Linked DNA regions of Homo sapiens: region 1 is linked to region 2. A link is a contact called in ENCODE Hi-C data. All regions are on one chromosome and are shown on one strand. The core of a region is the stretch at or near the end of the contact, and the rest is flanking DNA. Distances in the headings are between cores, read along the strand shown.

Region 1 (3,062 bases), core at 485-2,984, 290 kb after region 2:
GAAGAGAGAAGAATCAAATAGATGCAATAAAAAATTATAAAGGGGATATCACCAACAATCCCACAGAAATACAAACTACCATCAGAGAATACTATAAAAACTTCTACGCAAATAAACTAGAAAATCTAGAAGAAATGGATAAATTCCTGGACACATACACTCTCCCAAGACTAAACCAGGAAGAAGTCGAATCCCTAAACAGACCAATAACAAGTTCTGAAATTGAGGCAATAAGTAATAGCCTACCAACCAAAAGAAGTCCAGGACCAGACAGATTCACAGCCGAATTCTACCAGAGGTACAAAGAGGAGCTGTTACTGTACTTCCTAAAACTATTCCAAACAACAGAAAAAGAGGGAATCCTCCCTCCTTCGTAAAACTCATTTTACGAGGCCAGCATCATCCTGATACCAAAACCTGGCACAGACACAACAAAAAAAGAAAATTTCAGGCCAATATCCCTGATGAACATCGATGCGAAAATCTTCAATAAAATACTAGCAAACAGAAGCCAGTAGCACATCAAAAAGCTTATCCACCACTATCAAGTTGGCTTTATCCCTGGGATAAACACTTTGGGAGGCTGAGGTGGGAGGATTGCTTGAGCTCAGGAGTTCGAGACCAGTCCGGCCAGGGAAAATAGTGAGATATATCCCCCAAGAAGCTCCCCACTGCCCCCCCGCTCATCTCTGCCAAAAATACAAAAAATTAGCTGGGCGTGGTTGTGCGTTCCTGAGGTCCCAGCTACTCAGAAGGCTGAGGTGGGCGGACCCCTTGAACCCAGGAGGCGGAGGTTGCGGGGAACGGAGATGGCGCCACTGCACTCCGGCCTGGCTGACAGTGAGACCCTGTCTCAAAAACAAAGCAAAAAAAAAAACAACAACAAAAAAAACCAAACAAAAAAAATTTTATTTCAGTACATAGTAATTCCTTGGGTACATTTTACGTCCGTTTTCTTGTCTTTTCCCTTGATTATCCATTCTGTTAGCATTTCCCTCCTTTGACTATCAGGAAAAGCAACAGTTTATGCTAACAATGCATGCTAACGGTGCCAACAGTGCTGGCCTGTGGAAACACTGGTTTTAAACCCTATGCAGCATAATGTCATTTGAATAACGGCAACCAGAAACTTCTCTTACAGTCTTCGAATCTTCCTTTGAAGGTTGTATTTTGTAATTAGGGACTGAATTTTTTCGTGAGTGGAGGCAATTATTAATGAGCAAAGTTTGGAGTCTGCCTATCACCCTAATTCTGCATAAAGTCAAGACACACCTTCTAAAAGTCTTTACCGTTGCTCACAACATTCCATACCATGCTGTTCAGCTTAAAAACACACTACTAACCTGCTCTGTCTGGTTTGAAATGTTTTCAATTTACACACAAATACAGATCGCCCTGAATTTGTGAATGTATTTCTACCTTCGTTAAAAAAGAAGACTAAAAGAATATGGAATCCCTAATTCACATTTAGTTCGCCTAGGAAAACTAGCAGTTAGTGAAAAACTGGCCACATCACAGCCGCACAGCTCCAGCAGCCCGGGTAGCTTCCCCACCCTCACTTTCTCCAGCCCCGCCTCCAGGACGGCCTAACCGCTTTCCTCATAGCTCATTGGGCGCGCGGCACCACCGGGCGGCAACTCCAGGGATCCGCCCCTGGGCCCGCCCCTCCATCGCCCGGGGCTGGGGTTGGGCAACCGTCCGCCCTTTTTCTAGACCGCGCGCATGCGCACTCTCCTTGGACCCTGGAGAGACGCTTAGGGATCAGTTTTCTCCTCCTTTCTTCCCGCGATCGCGCGGCTCTCTGGAAGCCTTCCCACTCTATTATTGCCGAGGATCCCCCTCCTAGACACTCTGAGAAGGTGCCGCTCCGGCCTTGGGTACGGCGGTACCCGGATGTGGAGTCGCTCTCGCCCGGCTGGGACTCTGTGGCGGGGCGGAGCGCGGCGGCTGGTGCGGGGGCAGAGAGAAGGGGGCCTGAGGGCCCGGGCGCTCGCCGGACGCCGGGAGGTACCACCGCTGCCCACGGGGGAGGAGGCGGCGCCGGCGCTTGGGTGCCCGCCCCCGAGCGAGGGGCCGGGGTGGCAGAAAGGCCGGCAGTTAAGCTTGCTCCCCGCCGCCCCCCTCGGGCTAGCCTCCCCCGGCCCCCTGCGCTCCTCGCGCTGCCGGCCGGGGGAGAGCGTGGTTTCCTTGCGGCCGTCGCTGTAGCCTGGCCGGGGAGCCCGGAGGAAGCGGGAGAGTCCCCGCCCACGGCCCCCTCCCCTCTGCCCGCTCTCCGCCGCCGCCTCCGAGCAGCCGCGGGCCGCCCTCCACTCCGAGCGGGGGGCGCGGCGGCGACAGCTGGGCAGCGGCTTTGGGCTCCGCGGGGACCGCGCCGCCGCCCCCGTGAGTTATTCTCACGTCCCCCGGGGCTCGCTGCCGCCCCCGCCGACGCCTAGAGTCCGGCCCGGGCCCAACTCCCTCACGGGCCCCCCGGCGGCAGCGGCGGCGGCGGCGGCGGCAGCGGCGGAGCCCACCGCCCGGGCCCCGATGAGTAACTCCCGGAATAACCGGGTGATGGTGGAAGGGGTTGGCGCTCGGGTAGTGCGCGGCCCGGACTGGAAGTGGGGGAAGCAGGACGGCGGCGAGGGCCATGTGGGCACCGTCCGGAGCTTCGAGAGCCCCGAGGAGGTGGTGGTAGTGTGGGACAACGGCACAGCTGCCAACTACCGCTGCTCCGGGGCTTACGACCTCCGCATCCTGGACAGCGCGCCCACCGGTAAGCCGCGGCCACCTGGCCAGGGCTTGCGCGCGCGGGGGGAAGGGGCGAGCTGCGGTGGGCGTCGGTGTCGCGGGGAGAGGTCTGCAGTGGGACACCTGGTGGGCAGCGCCCGGCTGGAGCGAGCGGAAAGGCAAAGCGCCAAAGGAATTCTAGGTTCCGAACGGGTGAACAAACACTTTCAGAAAAGACCCTCTACCCCCAAGGGAAATGATGGCAGCACCATCACCGGGATGCTTTCAAGCCTGGAAGACACAAAGCACCGGGAAGAGAACAGACACAGGTCCCCCAACCCGACTCCTCCTCT
Region 2 (2,597 bases), core at 98-2,597:
GAACTCTTTGGCGGAGGGCATTTCAGAGACCTTAAGGACTCTCAGTGAAATGAGACACTATCAAAGGCTGCCAGATTATGTGGTGGTAATTTGTGCATCGAAAATCAGAGGAAATGAATTTTGTGTGGTAGTGTTAGGTGAGTAATTTTTTTGTTTTTTGTTTGTTTAATCAATTCATTCGACCATTTTTCCATTTAAAAATGTGTGTTATGTGTTTCAGGCATCCACATAATCAACCTCTGATTAATTGCTGGAGCTTGGGCTCATCCTCCTAATTTTAACTTTCCCTTTCCTTCTCAGATCAGGTTTTGTGTAGCCCTCAGTTTGGCTGGTGCCCCTGTCAGCTGGTTGTGGGAGCATTATTTCAAAGCTCTCCCTAGTAACAGATACCCCTGTCTCATGTAACTGCTGTCCTTTAAAGATTTTGGAAATGTTACTACTCTAGCATGTGATAAAGCCAGTGCCACAGGTGGCCTAAGCCAGTTAATCGAATTTGCCAGAAAATTAGCTCATATATTCCCCTTCTCACTGAACAGTCTATTTAATATTGTAACATAGTCTCTAAAGAAAAGATTCAGAAAGTTGGTACACTACAAAATTGGGGGGTGGGAGGGGATTTTTGTTTGTTTGTTTTGCACTGTGCAGATTTTCTATCAGGCACCCTCTTGGGTAGCCATTTGGACTACATTTTGCTTCTCTCTTCTCTGTACTGAATGGCTCTCACCTCTTCCAGCAAAGAAGCTAAGAAAACCCCCTCACTTTGACAAAACCTGTCTGCCCATTTTTCTGTGCTACATGTATTTCCAGAAAGCTTCATCAGTGTGATACATTAATATTTTTTCATTTTTATTTGTAAAAAACATGTTTATATTTTTAAAGCAAATTCATTATAACCATGCAAGCACAATTTTTATAAGGTTTTTCATACTCTTCCCTAGTCTGTTTTTCCCCCATGTTCTCAGCCCCTGGGCATCTGCCCAATTGGCCAGCCCTGGGGCAGCCATGGTGTTGCTCACAGCCCCTGGCGGGGACAGGGACCTTCCTTAGTCATTAAACACAAACGTGCATATTTTCAGTTACATAAGGTACATCATTTTGTTCCCCTGATCATCTGTATTATAAACATTTCTGTTTCTGTCTAGAGTCAGAATTGATATTTCAAATGCTATATAATTGTCCATACCTTTTGATGTGTCATAATTTTCTTAACCCAAGTCCCTATAGTGACATCCTTTGATTGTTTCCAATTGTTGCCATTATAAGTAATGTTCCAGCAACATTTGTTCTGTTGATGAGTCTTCTCTTCTCTCCTCCATCCTGCAGGTCAGCACCAGTCCCGAGCTCTGGCAGAGAGCATGCTCACCACAAGTGAGTTTTTGAAAGAAATTAGTTATGAGCTTATCACAGGAAAGGTCAGTTTCCTGGCATCACATTTCAAAACCACATCATTAGGTGAGTGGTTGTAAGATTTGGCAACACTGGCAGCCCCTAGTTGTATGATTTTCTGAGTTTAAATCTTAGCCTGTCAAGATGAGTGTGGAGCTCAAGCTTGCCAGCTGATCTTTCATTTGAAATGGTTTATCCTAAGTATTTTGTCACTAACACCACAGGAAGCAGTAAGGGGGTCTAGAGGAAGGCCCATTGGTACTGGATTCAAAAGTCTCAGCTCAGCCACAACCTTGTTGAGTGACCTTGGGCGAGTTTCTCTCTCCCTGGAACTCGGTTTGTTCGTTCGTTCCTTCCTTCCTCCTTCCCTCCCTTCCTTCTTTCCTTCCTTCCTTTTTTTTTTTTTTTTTTTTTTTTTTTTTTACAGTGTTGCACTCTATCGCCCAGGCTGGAGTGCAGTAGCGTGATTATAGCTCACTGCTTGACACCACCCCTCTTCACGGGCTCAAGCGATCCTCCCACTTCAGCCTCCCAAGCAGCTTGGACTACAGACATGTGCCACCATGCCTGGCTAATTTTTTAATTTTTTGTAGAGACTGGGTCTCCCTTTGTTGCCCAGACTGGACTCCAGCTCCTGGCCTCAAGCAATCCTCCTGTGCCTTGGCCTTCCAAAGTGCTGGGATTACAGGCATGAACCACTGCGCCCAGCCTGGAACTCAGTTTTCTAATCCCATTCTGTCTGCTTTTGAGTATTAGGGAAGTCAAGAGAGATACAACATGTGAAAGCATGTAAATTATAAGCACTATATCAATGAGAGTAGTTCTTGATATAGAGACACCAGTATACTATAAAGATGGCCAAGTGTAAATGCTGATATGAATTGCTGGCTGACCAACAAATCTACTGAGAACAGCCTAACTGCCCAACTTGGGCAGTTAATAAAAATGAAACAAACATATCCTTCCTTGTAACCTTCTTATCTCTATTTTGTAATAGGCGATGACCTAGACAAGCTGCTGGAAAAAATGCAACAAAGAAGAGGAGACAGTGTGGTTACCCCTTTCGATGGAGACCTTAATGAATGTGTGTCACCCCAGGAGGCTGCTGCTATGATTCCCACACAAAACCTGGGTAATGTCATCTCAGACCAAGAGGAGGAAGTCAGTCCTTGGGACAGACATTGTAAAAACTAAGTCATTCTAAGGGTTTT

What was found. A loop is a pair of places that touch in the nucleus more often than their neighbours do. Pooled maps may share reads with other maps.
Region 1: a pooled map of gastrocnemius medialis shows a loop between it and region 2 (3-fold over the local background). The contact joins the promoter of MIB1 here to the promoter of GREB1L-AS1 in region 2. A Hi-C loop is called at or near these places in 1 of 50 pooled maps.

What each region holds. Positions count from the first base shown.
Region 1 is chr18:21,739,058-21,742,119 of GRCh38, forward strand. MIB1 (MIB E3 ubiquitin protein ligase 1) reads left to right here and starts at 1,735. Exons shown (of 21, transcript NM_020774.4): 1 at 1,735-2,755. The coding sequence starts at 2,527. RefSeq lists silencers at 1,522-1,741, 1,932-2,561, 2,682-2,731.
Region 2 is chr18:21,449,700-21,452,296 of GRCh38, forward strand. It overlaps GREB1L-AS1 (GREB1L antisense RNA 1), which reads right to left and starts at 1,348. Exons shown (of 4, transcript NR_187982.1): 1 at 1,184-1,348. GREB1L (GREB1 like retinoic acid receptor coactivator) reads left to right here. Exons shown (of 33, transcript NM_001142966.3): 12 at 1-137; 13 at 1,324-1,452; 14 at 2,384-2,518. It overlaps LOC124900410 (small nucleolar RNA SNORD23), which reads right to left and starts at 1,057; the gene lies at 954-1,057.